Regions from separate parts of the Homo sapiens genome. Here region 1 is linked to region 2. A link is a loop called in an ENCODE intact Hi-C map of the cell type or tissue named here. Cell type or tissue: IMR-90. All regions are shown on one strand.

Evidence for each region. A loop is a pair of places that touch in the nucleus more often than their neighbours do. Peaks named below come from ENCODE experiments on the same cell type or tissue, not always from the same donor. Only the 100,000 strongest peaks of a DNase experiment are listed, where the experiment ranks them.
Region 1: a loop joins it to region 2, with 12 times the contacts of the local background. A loop is called at or near these places in 3 of 110 quality-filtered maps.

Annotation. Positions count from the first base shown.
Region 1 is chr12:119,934,585-119,942,584 of GRCh38, forward strand. It overlaps LOC112268087 (a long non-coding RNA gene), which reads left to right and starts at 4,807. Exons shown (of 4, transcript XR_002957391.2): 1 at 4,807-5,016. In IMR-90, a CTCF peak has its summit at 3,654 (motif pointing left); a DNase peak (open chromatin) is centred at 6,527; H3K27me3 peaks cover 469 bases.
Region 2 is chr12:119,776,580-119,784,579 of GRCh38, forward strand. CIT (citron rho-interacting serine/threonine kinase) reads right to left here. Exons shown (of 48, transcript NM_001206999.2): 12 at 7,329-7,472; 13 at 5,939-6,058; 14 at 93-263. Among named protein-coding and RNA genes, the nearest start is that of MIR1178, 67 kb to the left of the region's middle. In IMR-90, a CTCF peak has its summit at 4,437 (motif pointing left); no DNase peak of the experiment used is centred here; H3K4me3 peaks cover 209 bases.

The DNA of each region.
Region 1 (8,000 bases), 160 kb after region 2:
TCGCAGGTTTTTTTCGCATTTTCTATGTGTGAATTCCCTTTGGCAACCCTGTGAAGCTGAAGGACTCTTCTCAGAATAACGGGTTTTTTTGTGTGTTTTTGTTTTTGTTTTTGTTTTTGTTTTTTTGAGACGGAGTCTCACTCTGCCACCCAGGCTGGAGTGCAGTGGTGCGATCTCAGCTCACTGCAACCTCCGTGATATGGTTTGGCTGTGTCCCCAACCAAATCTCAACTTGAATTATATCTCCCAGAATTTCCACGTGTTGTGGGAGAGACCCAGGAGGAGGTAATTGAATCGTGGGGGCTGGTCTTTCCCCTGCTATTCTCGTGATAGTGACTAAGTCTCACAAGATCCGATGAGTTTATCAGGGGCTTCTGCTTTTGCTTCTTCCTCATTTTTCACTTGTCACTGCCACGTAAGAAGTACCTTTTGCCTCCCGCCATGATTCTGAGGCCTCCCCAGCCATGGGGAACTGTAAGTCCCATTAAACCTCTTTTTCTTCCCAGTTTCGGGTATGTCTTTATCAGCAGCATGAAAACAGACTAATACACTCCACCTCCGGGTTCAATCGAGCCTGCTGCCTCAGCCTCCGAGTAGCTGGGATTACAGGTACACGCCATGACGCCCAGCTAATTTTTTGTATTTTTTTTAGAGATGGGGTTTCACCCTGTTGGCCAGGCTGTTCTTAAACTCTTGATCTCAGATGATCAGCCCACCTCGCCCTCCCAAAGTGCTAGGATTACAGGCGTGTGCCACCGCACCCACTCCTGGTCAGAATAACAGCTTTAAATGCCAAAAAGAAAACACACAGGGTTACAAAGGAACCAATTATATTGAAATACAAGTTATCAAAATACTTTACAAAACCAACTTGGGATATAGCAACATGGTTTTTATATTGCTATAAACAATTGCTATAAACACATTTTATAGCAATATGTGTCTCTATTAACAAACTAAATAATAAGATCTAGCAGCAAGTCTAAAAACTGCCATGATTTTAAAGTAGCTATGAGCATTAATTTTGAGACATCAGCAGCAGCTGTACATGTAGTGTACAAATATCTGTGACTTCTACGGGTGACAAAATCACAGGCACTGCCAGGAGTTCCAGACCAGCCCTGGCAACATGGTGAGACCCCTGACTCTACAAAAAGTTAAAACATTAGTTGGGTGTGGTAGTGTGTGCTTGTGATCTGAGCTACTTGGGAGGCTGAGGTGGGAGGATCACTTGAGCCCGGGAGGTGGAGGCTGCAGTGACCTGTGATCACACCACTGCGCTTCAGCCTGGGCAACAGAGAAAGACCCTGTGTCAAAAAAAAAAAAAAAAAAAAAATCACAGGCGTGGTTTGTTGTCTGCATTCACAATGGAAGGAGAAATGCTGTCTTTCAGTTAGAATTGTGAAAATAGAGAAGTGATTTTCCCACGTTTTTGGATGTCTGAATTTTTTTTATTTTTTTTATTTTTTTGAGATGGAGTCTTGCTCTGTCACCCAGGCTGGAGTGCAGTGGCGCAATCTTGGCTCACTGCAAACTCCAGATGGTCTCGATCTCCTGACCTCGTGATCCGCCCGCCTCGGCCTCCAAAAGTGTTGGGATTACAGGGGTGAGCCACCGCGTCCGGCTCTGGATGTCTGAGTTCTACCCACTGTCCCCTTTTGGGGGTTCATGGATCTGAATTAGGAACTTCTAGTTTAATGAGTGTTGGAGATGAGGTGACAGAGAGTGATCAGAGGAATAGGGACAGATCCAAGAAAAACGTGACCAAACATGCAAATGTTTCATAAGAGATGCCCTGAAGTGTTAAGACAAAGGGAGTGCACGGAGGGGCAACCATTGTCCCGACTAAACTATCAGCCCCTTAAGGACAGGGATTGTGTCCTGTGTATTCCATGGACTGGGGTTGTAGATTCATAAGGACTCTATGAAATTAATGCAACCCATCACCACATTTATTTATAGACTGAATAAATGTTGCCTCCTGCACACCCACATAAGACTTTTTTCTTTTTCTTTCTTTCTTTTTTTTTTTTTTTTTTTTTTGAGAAAGGATCTCACTCTGTTGCCCAGCATGGAGTACAGCAGCATGATCACAGCTCACTGCAAACTCAAACTCCTGGGCATGAATGATCTTCCCACCTCAGCCTCCCGAGTAGTTGGGACTACAAGACCATGTCATCACACCTGGCTAATTTTTTATTTTTAGTAGAGACAAGGTCTTGCTATGTTGCCCAGGCTGGTCTCCAACTCCTAGGCTCAAGCAGTCCTCTAGCCTTGGCCTCCCAAAGTATGATTGCATGCATGAGCCACTGCACCCAGCCAAGAATTTTTCAAAGTGTGTGGATGATGTTATAATAAATAAAACAGGAATCTGAAGAGTCCTTAAATCATGGTAGCTTTTAGTCATGTATTTTCTCAACCAGAGTGCTCTAAAATTACATGGAAACCATTGGACCTTCAAGTACCCTGTTCCCTCAGCCTAGAGGGCTTAGCCCACTCCCTCCCCTTCCTTCTTTGCCAACTCTTACTCATACTTGAGTCTCACCTTAAACATCACTTTCCCAGAGAGGCCTGTCTTGACTCTTTCCAAAAATTAGGTCACCCCATTACACATCACCATGGTCCTGGTCCCCTCCCCATCCTAGCCTACATCACATGTGTAATTAATTACTTCTCTAATATTTGTCTTCCCTTTTTCCATGAGGATTAAGACTGTGTCTGTATTCCCAAGTCAGGAATAAATATTTGCAGAATAGACGATGGGTGGATGGAAGGCCCACTTGGGACAGGCACTTAAGGTGTAAGTAATCTGTTTAAATATTTTCATTCTTTCCCATCACCTCATCCATTTTCACTCATTTTGCTTGAAACATGTTTTGTGAATTTCTCAGGTTTAATCCCCATTGCCAGAACACATTAACTTCAGGCTCCGAACACAAAGATTGTTGTCACTTTCAATTTGCCCCTCAGTGCATTTTAAAGAAATCATTCCCATGGTAGAAATTGGGAGAAAGAAAAAAAAACACACATGAGTGGGTTTGAGGTAGGAAAGTGTTGAGGAGGAGGGGAGGAGTGAGCGATGGGGAATCAATTTGATAGCAATCAGGGAGGGGCCAGGCATGGTGGCTCATGCCTGTAATTCCAGCCCTTTGGGAGGCCGAGGCAAGAAAATCACTTGAGCCCAGGAGTTTGTGACCAGCCTGAGCAACATAGGGAGACCACCTCTCTACAAAAAATTTATGGCCGGGTGCAGTGGCTTACGCCTGTAATCCCAGTACTTTGGGAGGCCAAGGCGGGTGGATCTCTCGAGGTCAGGAGTTCGAGGCCAGCCTGGCCAACATGGTGAAAACCCATCCCTACTACAAATACAAAATAGCCGGGCGTGGTGGCACACACCTGTAATCCCAGCTACTCGGGAGGCTGAGGCAGGAGAATTGCTTGAGCCCAGGAGGCGGAGGTTGCAGTGAGCCCAGATCGTGCCACTGTACTCCGGCCTGGGCCACAGAGCGAGACTGTATCTCAAAAACAAACAAACAAACAACAACAACAACAACAAAAATGCAAAGAAAAGAAATCAACCATTTTCTTCCCCCTTTCAAACCCCATAGCCTAACCAGAGGGAACTTCTGAGGGGAAACTTGCTCTTTGCTGCCATCTGGTGGCTGTTACTGGAGCAGTTCTCACAGGAAAAACTTCTATCCAACAATTATGTGGCACCTACTGGGTTCAAAGTTCTGTACCAGGCAACTTATAAATACTTTCTTACATTTTTATATTCCTTTACCAATAATGAGGCATTTTCTTTTTTTGAGATGGAGTCTCGCTCTGTCACCCAGGCTGGAATGCAGTAGCCCGATCCTGGCTCACTGCAACCTTCACCTCCTGGATTCAAGCGATTCCCCTGTCGCAGCCTCCCAAGTAACTGGGATTACACCTGTAATCCCAACACTTTGGGAGGCTGATGCGGGCGGATCACTTGAGGCCAGGAGTTCAAGACAAGCCTGGCTAACATGGCAAAACCCCATTTCTACTAAAAATACAAAAGTTAGATGGGCATGATGGTGCATGCATGCAATCCCAGTTACTCAGGAGGCTGAGGCAGAAGAATCACTGGAACCCGAGAGGCAGAGGTTGCAGTGAGGTGAGGTCGCACCACTGCACTCCAGCCTGGGTGACAGAGTGAGACTCTGTCTGAAAAAAAAAAAAAAAAAAGAGCTGGGCATGGTGGTGCACACCTATAATCCCAGCTACTTAGGAGACTGAGGCATAAGAATTGCTTGAACCCAGGAGTTGGAGGTTGCAGTGAGCCGAGATTGCACCATTGCACTCCAGCCTGGGCGACGGAGAGAGATTCTGCCAAAAAAAAAAAAAAGTCTGCAGTCATTGCCATTGTCCCCTGGGGAGGCAAAATCCTCAGTTGAGAACCACCAGTATAGATCAATGACAGCTTATAATTCAAGGATGCCCACCACCATCTGTTTGTGGGAGTATATATTGGCACAAATCTTGGACGGGTGATTTTGAAAGTAGGCTTTGGAAAGCAATCATTAAAATATTCAAAATATTTGCATTGGAGGAATGGGAGAGAATTTATTATTTATAGTCCTAGAAGTGTAATAGATTCATTAGGAATAAAGGTTTGATGATATATAAGACTGTAGTTTCCCCAAGTGATAGACACAGATGTGATGGCTGCCAGCTGCCAACAGTCCTCGAAGTAGCTTCGTACATGAGAAACTGGATAATTCATTTGAGGTGTGGGCATCAGTCTCACCTGGCTTAGACTGCAGTGATTGGTTCAAAGATGAGCCTATCAGAGTGCTTCTCTAGAGTTCTTCTAGTTTAACCTGAGGGGTCAGGTTAACTGACTGAGGGGCCAGGGTCAGAGAAAAGGGTATCTTTTCTCCCTGGTCACAAGGCTGTAAGTATGGAAGCCCAGCATCAAAGAGCCATGCCCCCACCTAAGAAAGAAGTTGTTCTAAGGAAAATGAAACCAGTATACAGACAGCAGGATGGGTAAGTGGCACAGAAAATCCTTGTGATGTTCAAGTCTGGAGTTTGGCCATCTGTGGCTAGCTCCAACCGGGACATTCCCATAGTTTCCTCTTGTGAGCCAATAAATACCCCCCCTCCTCTTTTTGTTAATAGACAGGGTCTCACTCTGTCACCCAGGATGGAGTGAAGTGGCACGATCATGGCTCACTGCAGCCCCAAACTCATGGGCTCAAGTGATCCTCCCACCTTATCTTCCTTAGTGGCTAGGATTGCAGGTGCATGCCACCATGCCTAGCTAATTAAAAAAAAATTTTGTAGAGGTGGGGTCTTGCTACGTTGCCCAGGTTGGTCTCAAACTCCTCCAGCAATCCTCCCCCTCGGCCTCCCAAAGTGCTGGGATCACAGGCATGAGCCACTGCACCTGGCCCCAATTCTCACTTTTTATTCAAGCTAATGTATATTGGATTTCTGTATCTTGCAACTGTAGGGTTCTGACTAACACATCTTTTTTTTTTTTTTTTTTTTTTTGAGACGGCGTCTTGCTCTGCCGCTAGGCTGGAGTACAGTGGTGCGATCTTGGCTCACTGCAATCTCTGCCTCCCGGGTTCAAGCAATTCTCCTGCCTCAACCTCCAGAGTAGCTGGGACTACAGGCACGCGCCACCACGCCCAGCTAATTTTTGTATTTTTAGTAGAGACGGGGTTTCACCATGTTGGCCAGGATGGTCTCGATCTCTTCACCTTGTGATCCACCTGCCTCTGTCTCCCAAAGTGCTGGGATTACAGCCGTGAGCCACTGCGCTCGGCCGCTGACTAACACATCTTGACAAAGATGTAGAGAATTTATGTAATGACCAGGAGCACTGGTAAAATTTTGACTTGTAAATGTCTTGAGGAGAGAATCCCTGTGCAAACTAGATGGATCCAATTCCCCTGCGAGCCTACTGTGTAAATCCTGGTGTGACGCTTGCAAACTCAGTAGATGCAGCTGCCTCGTGGCCACCACACCGCCTCCATTCCTTTAAGGTTTTATACTTCCCCAGGCTTTCACAATCATTATCTCATTTGCCTTCTGCCACATCCCAACCAGACAGAGAAGGAGATTTTACCATCCCCATTTCCAGGTGAGAAAATGAAGACACCATGAGGCTAGACGATTTTTTTCATGTAATTCAAGGATTTGAGAAGAGATCAGCTGTTCTCAAATTCGATCGGTCATGACCTGTGCCATGAGTGATCTGATGGTAATGGTTAAAGTACCATTAGCTGGAGGATGATTCATATATTTTTAAATAATACATTATCCCTATACCAACCTAATTCTTGCCAGCATTTAATATGCTTTCCCTACCGGGAGAAAAAGGAGCAGAGTTACAGCTGGCATATTAAGACTTCCCCTGGGAGTGTTATGCATATGAATGCCTGACCATGTGCAGCGTAACAGAAAACAAGGTGGAGAGTCCATGGAATAGCCAGTTCCAAAAGCTGCTTCCAGCTCTACAATGGGATGATTCACCCAAAGTAAACAATGAGTTGATGGCATTCAAATCAAAACTAACCACTTTTCCTTGTCCATGTATCTGACCAAGGATCACTCACTTCAAACAGTTGTAGGATGATTATAAAATGTGTCATCGGGGCCGGACTCAGTGGCTCACGCCTGTAATCCCACCACTTTGGGAGGCTGAGGCAGATGGATCACCTGAGGTCAGGAGTTCAAGACCAGCCTGGCCAACATGGTGAAACCCCGTCTCTACTAAAAATAGAAAAATTAGCCAGGAGTGGTGGCAGGTCCCTGTAATCCCAACTACTTGGGAGGCTGAGGCAGGAGAATTGCTTGAACCCAGGAGGCAGAGGTTGCCGTCAGCCGAGATTGCCCCACTGCACTCCAGGCTGGGCAACAAGAGCAAAAACTCTGTCTAAAAAAAAAAAAACAGTGTCATCCATCGACACCTGTGGAAAGAAAGGGGGAAAAAAATGTGTCATCCAGACCAGGATACTTTTTTTTTTTTTTTTTTGAGACAGCATCTTGCTATGTTGCCCAGGCTGGAGTGCAGTGGTATGATCTTGGCTTACTGCAGCCTCGATCCCCTGGGCTCAAGCAATCCTCCTGCCTCAGCCTCCCAAGTAGCTGGGACCATAGGCGTGCACCACCATGCCTGGCTAATTTTTTTGTATTTTTTGTAGGGATAGGGTTTTACCATGTTGCCCGTGCTAGTCTTGAACTCCTGAGCTCAAGCAATCCGCCCACCTCAGCGTCCCAAAGTGATAGGATGACAGGCATGAGCCACCGTGCCCAGCCAAACCAGGATACTCTTAAGACAAAAGGGAACATCTAGGGAATGGAACACCAAGGCCACATATTAAACAGGAATTGTGTTGAGAAAAAACAGGACTTAAGTTACCCTAAGTCTATGCAACTCAGGAAAAGTAAATTTACAAAACCAGAAACCAACAGCCCTGCCCCTAGGAACATGATTCTGAAGGCAAGTTGGATATGTCTTGGTTTTAGCTCCCCCAGAAGCAGATCCTGAGACAAGGATTTGGGTTAGTTTATTTGGGAAGTGAAGGAAGCACCTTGTAGGGGAGTAGGAAAATAAGATAAGGAAAGAAAGGCAGCCAATAAGAGTGTGGCTCATGCCTGTAGTCCCAGCACTTTGGTAGGCCGAGTCGGGCAGATCACCTGAGGTCAGGAGTTCAAGACCAGCCTGACCAACATAGAGAAACACTGTCTCTACTAAAAATAAAAAAAATTAGCCGGGTGTGGTGGCACATGCCTGTAATCCCAGCTACTCAGGAGGCTAAGGCAGGAGAATCACTTGAACCCGGGAGGCAGAGGTTGCGGTGAGCTGAGATCGCACCATTGCACTCCAACCTGGGCAACAAGAGCGAAACTCTGTCTCAAAAAAGTGTGTTATCAAGCTAGCTGTTACTGTGGGCAACTGCCACGTGATCCCTGTGCTGGCCACAGAGCTGGGCCACCCACATGCCCCCTCAAGGGAGGAC
Region 2 (8,000 bases):
GTTGTTTCTCATTAAACTAGGTTCTCCTTTTTCTTGCTAAGATCATGTACAATTTTACCCAAAAAGCACCCTCCTGGAGGGTGGCTGACTACCTTCAACAGTTTATGCTGACATTCTGTCGCTTTCCGCTTGAATTCTTCAGCAGCAAGCCGAGACTCTCTCAGCTCAGATTCGTAGAGATCACTCCGTCTTCTTGCTGAGACAAGATCCTCTTCCAACTGATTCATCATCAACCTCATTTCTTCCACTTGAGCCTGGTACTCCTAAAGAGCAGGCAATGAAATAAAAGAGAACTTTCGAACTCCGAAAAGAATAGACAGGCAGTGAGGATGGAAGAGTATTAACCACACAGGGAAGATGCACAGTGAAGAGAGACTGGCAAAGAAAAGACCTGGCCAGGTGCAGTGGCTCACGCCTGTAATCCCAGCACTTTGGGAGGCCAAGGCAGGTGGATCACCTGACGTCAGGAGTTCAAGACCATCCTGGCCAACATGGTGAAACACTGTCTCTGCTAAAAATACAAAAATTAGCTGGGTGTGGTGGTGCGGGCCTATAGTCCCAGCTACTTGGGAGGCTGAGGCAGGAGAATCGCTTGAACCCAGGAGGCAGAGGTTGCAGTGAGCCGAGATCGCGCCACTGCACTCCAGCCTGGGTGACAGGGCAAGACTCCGTCTCAAAAAAAAACAACCTACAGACCTAGAGACGAGGGGAGTAGAAAGATGGACCCAGAATGAGGCACCAAGTAGGCAAAGGTGAGAAGTGTAGGGTGAAGATGAGGGAGAAAAAAATATTAAACCTTAAAACTGTTTTGGCCGGGTGTTGTGGCTCATGCCTGTAATCCCAGAACTTTGGGAGGCTGAGGCAGGCGGATCACAAGGTCAGGAATTCGAGACCAGCATGGCCAACATGGTGAAATCCCGTCTCTACTAAAAACACAAAAATTAGCCAGGTGTGGTGGTGGACGCCTGTAATCCCAGCTAGTCAGGAGGCTGAGGCAGAAGAATCGCTTGGACCCGGGAGGCGGAGGTTGCAGTGAGCCGAGATCGCGCCACTGCACTCCAGCCTGGGTGACAGAGCAAGACTCCGTCTCAAAAAAACAAAAAAAAACAAAAAAAAACACTTTTAATGTAGAGCATATGTCATTAGCAAAACCACCGGGAACACACATGCAAATCACACCATACGAAATGCACAGAACCTTAAGGCCTAACACAGGAGAGCCAAAAGGGATGTTCTTTAAACAACAAGGATAAACTGCTTACATGTAGTTTTCCGCCAAGGGTAATCATTTATATAGACTTGTCCTTTAGAAGTCATGTGCTCCTAACACAAATTGGATATGGTACTAGTTTTAAAATTAACCTTTCAGACAGCACAAGAGGGTAATTGAAAATCTCAGTGGAAAGAATTCTGGAAGGTGAAACTCATCATGTCAGTTTCTCACCATTAATTTTTCTGGGCTCAAAACTGAATGATGACCGTAACATCACTCCTGCAATGCAAGTCACCCTGAAATCTGGAAGAGTCACAAAACACTGGCTTCGGTCAAAATAACTTGTGAGAAAAATTCCAAGGAAAGAACCTTCCTGTTCCCTTGAGCAAACCCTTTAAGTGATCCAAACAGCCCAACCTTTTCCAAAATGCATTTCTAAAATCAAAACATTTACATTGAAGTTTCTCAGAACTGGGCTCACCAAAAGAAATGGCCAGTGATTTTGAAAACTTTTGGACAAAGTATAAAAATATTCTGTGTTAGCAAAAATCAAGGCTAAGTATAAGGATTATGAATGAGCATTTATGTAATCCAAGGTGACTTGTGGGGTGAGGACGAGAGAGATACAAAACGAAATGAACAAGGAATTGAATCAAGAATGTCTTTAAAAATCACAATATTCAGTAACATCTCTGAGATCCACTCTCCCAAGAAATAATTGGTGAGGAATATTTGAATATTTCTCCCAAGAAATAATCGACTGAGCAAGGATATTCTTTTAACTGATAAATTGCAATTTTTGAATAACAGGGTATAAAGGAAACCTTTTATCCCATTGTAGCAGGTGACGCCCCCCCCCCAGAGCATATTAAAGGGGATGTGCTGCTCTTATGAAAATTGGATGGTTTCCATGCAAGCACACCTCTCCCTCTATTATCTGTAAAGGAGAAAGGAAAAAACAGCCCAAAATGGAACACGGGTCTCATTTCACTCTCTCCCACCCAAAAGCATACTGTTATTGAAGGTCAATCCTCAGAATCATGGGGCACACAGGTTTCCTGGGTCATGCATACTAAGCAGGCAATGCTGGATTATATAACCAAAGATCTTTATAACCTGCTCACAATTATCTAAACTCACAGGGCAGGCCGGGCATGGTGGTTCACGCCTGTAATCCCAGCACTTTGGGAGCCCGAGGTGGCGGATCACTTGAGGTTAGGAGTTCAAGACCAGCCTGGCCAACATAGTGAAACCCCATCTCTACAAAATATACAAAAATTAGCCAGACATGGTGGTGAGCACCTGTAATCCCAGCTACTTGGAAGGCTGAGACAGGAGAACTGCTTGAACCTGGGAGGCAGAGGTTGCAGTGAGCTGAGATTACACCACTGCCCTCCAGCCTGGGTGACAGAGCAAGACTCTATCTCAAATTAATTAATTAATTAATTAATTCACAGGCCAGAACATGAGCTGTATGTGAAATGGAATATCGGTTTTTCTGGACCCCCTCAAGCAGAGCCATATTATGGCTTTCATAACTGTGAGCACTGAGCCTGTCTTGCCTTCCTCCATAAAAATTAAAATTAAAAATTACATTTTACAGTTGTGCTCCTATAAATACAAAAATATTAACATCATCTATGAAAACAGTGTCTTTGACCTAAGCCCAACTTTTTTCTTCTGATGAAAAAATTAAAACATTTTGTGAGACCCTAAAAGTAAAGTGGTCCCTAGATACCGTGCCTGCTAGAGCTAATGGGAAAGCCAGTCCTGGCTACAGGCATGGACACCAAATCTTGAGCATCTTTTGTCCTCAAGCTCACTTTTCTTTCTTGAATTTATGTCGGCGAGAAGGGAATGTAATTTTTGTGTTTTGTCAAGAGCAAGGACAGAGTGTCTGTTCCTTCCCCCCAACATCTCTCTTCCCTGAGCTGTCAGCACATAAGAGGGAGGAAGGCAGGAATCAGGCAACCACTCTGTCAGCTCTCCAAGCTCTCGGGGCACCCAGTCTCCTACAAGCATCAAAAGAAAATTCTAACTCATTTGTGGATCCTTTGATATTGTGCAGGATACTTCAAGGAAATCCTATAAATCTAGCAGCTAACCAAATCCCTGCTTCAGGAAAAACCTGAGAGGTGATCATCAGGTCTGTTTGCAAGATCAGCTGAGAGAGAGCTGTGGTATCTCAGGATGGAATGAAAGACTGGTAGGTGTGAGTCAGGTCAGGATGGGGAACTGCAGACAGGTTTCAAGGCCCACCTAACGCAAGTCTTCTGAATGGAGCTTCAGAATTTTGTGGGGAGGAAGGATCAGGTATGATGCAATTCACTCAGAAACCATGGAACACAAGTGACTTTTGTGTTACCCACACTTTTGTCTCCTTTCCTGAGTAGGGGAGCAAGGAAGAAGCTGAAATTGCTAGTAATGATCTAGGAATCAAATTTCACATGAGTCTTTGAGGTGTTTTTCTTTTAAACCAAATCTAAATATTCTAGAGGGGGTAGCTAGGTGGAAGTAAAATATTTTTTAAAAAAATGAAGAGCCGGCCAGGTGCAGTGGCTCATGCCTGTAATCTCAGCACTTTGGGAGGCCAAGGCGGGCAGATCAGGAGGTCAGGAGTTCGAGACCAGCCTGACAAACATGGTGAAACCCCATCTCTACTAAAAACACAAAAATTAGCTGGGTGTGGCGGCGTGCACCTGTAGTCCCAGCTACTCAGGAGGCTGAGGCAGGAGAATCACTTGAACCCAGGAGGTGGAGGCTGCAGTGAGCCGAAACTGCACCACTGCACTCCAGCCTGGGTGACAGAGCGAGACTCCATCTCAAAAAAATAAAGAGCGATATAGAAAGTTAGATTTTTAAGAGAAAGATCAGGGAATAAATCCCAAGTCTAGAAAAAATCAATATGCCACAAACTAAATACTGAAAGTTTGCTGCAAGCATTAAAAGCTTTCTCCCAGTCTGCAAACATCCTGCTCTCACAAAACTTACCAAAAGTCATAAAATAAATCCTTGTTCCGATGAAAAATCAAATCTGAAACCACGTTTCTTCCCCACAATGGAACTTTTAGCAGTCATTAAATCTAAGACTCCACATGCATGCCAACTGTGGTATGAATCATAAAAGACGTGTCTTTGAACTCGGCCACCAACATACACCTTTTCAAAACGTCCTGATAATTCCGTTTCTAAGGAATCTATGGACACCAGCTGCTCCCTCTGGTGGCCAAACACAGCTTTCATTTCCCCAGGATGTCACCAAAAGTAAATTTCCAGGTATGTTGAACTAATGGGAGAAAATGATTCCTACCTCTTGAAACTTTTAGGATGAAAAACTATGTTGATAAAAGGAGCATGAGTCAACTGTCAAAGCAGATTTCTCAAAGCCAATGTGCAGCCTTCAAAACCTCTAAGACTGCATTATTCAGAGATCTGATGATCCTTTACAGGGTTTCCGTCCTATGCACGTTTATTTATAATGTTTTTATCAAGCAACAGAATATTAACTGATCACAACTTTAAAATATTCAGATGATAAATATGCCAACAAAACTCCAAAGACAGTAATTCTTTTTTTAAAGAGTAATTAATGGATAGAGTTATTTGCAGAAGTTTCTTGCATTAGCTCCAGCCAGATGGCTAAGTTTGTGCTACCCAGAGACAGAAATGTTCATTTCTATCAGTGTTTCCATTAGATTTTCTGAAGTGAATGAGAGTTGCCTGGCAGCTGATAGTTCAGCTCTCCAATTGCTCATTGCCATCTCTTCATTAAAGTCTCTATTTACAGTTTTTCAAAAGACACAAAAATCCATGCTAAAAAGGAAACAATGAGGCAATACAAAAATGAGCCATTTAGAAAGAAAACCCGTTTAGAAAGAAAAAAAAGAGTGGGCTTTTTAAAGGTCTCGATTCTCCTTTCTGAAAACACAGGGGACAGCCTTCTGCACTCAGATAGGCAGTGTTAATCCTGACTTGACCTTGACCAGAATGGTTCAAATTTCTCTTCTAGAATATTTCTTTATGTAAGTAAAACTATGAATTAGCCTGGCTTCACTCAAAAACTTAAAAGTGCATCTGAGAAGCTATTAAAACATTTAATTGTTTTTAACCATCTAAAGCAGGGATTGGCAAACTTTTGCTGTAAGAAGCCAGATAGTAAGTAGTTTCAGCTTTGCAGGCCACATGGTCTCTGTAACAACCACTCACCTCTGACTCTGTAGCCTGAAAGCAGCCAGGGCCGATATGCAAATTACCAAGCATGGCTGTGTTCCAAAAAAAAAACACTTTATTTATGGAGACTGAAATTTGAATTTCATATAAATTTCAAATGTCATGAAATATTGTTTTACTTTTGATTTTTTTTCCAACTGTTTAAAAACGTAACCCCATTCTTAGCTTGTGGGCCATAGAAAATAGGTGTTGGACCAGCTTTGCCCCACAGGCTGAAGTCTGCCCACTCTTGCTCTAAACCTACATCTTTATTTTTAAAAGCAGACATTATGGGGTATCAGCTTCAAAAGGAGCTGGAACAAGCATTCTATGATGTATATAAATTATGAGAAATCTGAAGTTTCTGAATGACCTACATACCTGTCTCTCTTCCACTCTGCCCCCACCCTTTCTCTCTCTCCCTTTCTTCCTATTTCTCTCTCAAACACGCCTCTCCTGAAATTAGAGGTCCAAGCAAGCCGAGATGCTGCTGTGCTCCCAGGCAAGCAGGCCTACCTGCTCTTTGATTTCTTGGAGCTTCCGGCTCTGCTCTCTGATATCATGGAGAAGCTGCAGTGCTTTGTCATCCTCCTGGGACACCTCCATCCGTGCTTGCTCCAAACTTCGCTTTAAGCTCTGCAGAAAGCAAAAATTTTAATAGGGATGCCCTGTGGATCCTGCTTTGTTTGAAAAGACTCATTAAGAGAGCTGCAAGCTGCTTCGCAGACACCAGGACAGTTTCGAGTGACGGACCACAGTTCACAACTTCCAGTTGGTTGCCGACTCCGGTTTCCATCCTGTAAAACCCCTTGGTTCAAGAAACATCATCTCAACCTGGTGACCTTAGGGATCCAGCCGGAAACTGCATCAGCCTGTCTCCTGCCACCATCTACCTGTCCTAGGAGATACTTACTTGCATGTTCAGGACTAAAACCTATTAAGACCCAGTAGCTATTACAGCCACCATGTGGATAGCTACAAAGTGTTTTCTACAGTTATTTGTGGGCCCTAAAGTACATATGCCTCTTTCAAAGTAGCAATGACTTCATATCCTCTGCCCAGTTGTCATTTAAGACTCCAAGTGGTCTATTTCTACCTCCTGGCTTATTTTTCCTGGACACCTTTCATCCATAAGAATCCCTTAATGCTTCAATGGCACTGAAATCTATATCTGAAATACATAGCTGAATAACTTCACCCACCACTGAAAGGCAGCCAAGTCTGGAATGGAAACATAGCAGTTATTCTTAATCAGCCACGTTCTATAGATTTCCTCTCCCTTGTGAAAAAAACTTTAGAAATGTGTGATTCAACTTCTTGAGACTGTTTAATTGGGCACATTAAAAAACACCTGAATGAAAAATTTAACAAGACAATGGAGAAGAAGACAGTCTACTCTTGTGAAGGAAAGAAAAAATGAAAGTCACATGGTAAATAATGACAGAGGGTCTGGGTTTTCAAGGCTATTTTCTTGTCACTACACTGGTTCTGGCCAATGGAAAATTTGATGTCAGGAAGATTGAAAGTAAGTTTTCTTGTACATAGTTGGGAGTCTGGTTCTCAAGGCTGCTCATGTCAGACACAACGCAGACCACAGAGGCTGGGATGGGAGATGTTAAGATCTTTTGCAACTTGCGGCAAAGATGGATTACTCCCATCTCCAGACTCCATGGTACCAGCCGTCTACCTGCACTTTCTGCTGGAAATGAGTCCAATCTCATTTCTTGGGGACCTTACGCCTGGCTCTCACTACTCTGCAAAACACAGATCTTGCTTTTGTGCTCTCCCTCTCTCTACTCTCTGCCATTGGCTGTGATGTGCCTCATGGAGCCATCATGAAACAGGATGAGACACACACAACAGGAAGTGCCACCTCCAAGGGAAGGGGGCTTCAGGGAAGGCTCACACTGCATTCTGTGATGTAGGTAGCAAGGTCCTGCTCCAGGAGGGATCTCTGAGTCTCAGAGGCCTTCAGCTCCACCTCCTTCTGACTAAGCACAGCCTCCACCTCTGACACTCTCCGATGTAACCGGGTCATTTCCTGCTCCATCTGAAATAAACACATCGACAGGTTAAAAAGGCCCGTGGAGGTTCATTAGGAGCAATCACATCTCAAGTAGCCTCCGAAACCACCTGGTGGTCTGGGCTAAGGCTAATTCGCCAAAAGTTAAGTTGGGATGGAAATACCATTGTTTCTTCGCCCAGGAGCGCACAGTTCTTCGTTAAGGACAGTCACCAAATGCTAAGTCACTCCTCTCATTCAAGTCCCGGTTCACACTTGATCACTTCTCTAACCCAGTTAGCAAGGAAGCCACAATCATCATTTTTCACCTGTTTGCTTTTGTTTTTGTTTTGTTTTTGCAGACGTCACTTTAATTTTATCCCAAATCCATCTTGATCCCCCCCCATCTCCTTGCAAAGATCTAGAGGACAAATCCAGGACAGGGCAAGGAGATATTTATTCGTCTGCACTCTTAGGAGTCCCAGGCAAGCAGTGACTTATTAGTTTCCAGAGCGTTGCCTCTGGGCAGGAACAGTGAATGTTAAGAGACGTTGAGCGTAATCAACACAGTGGCCG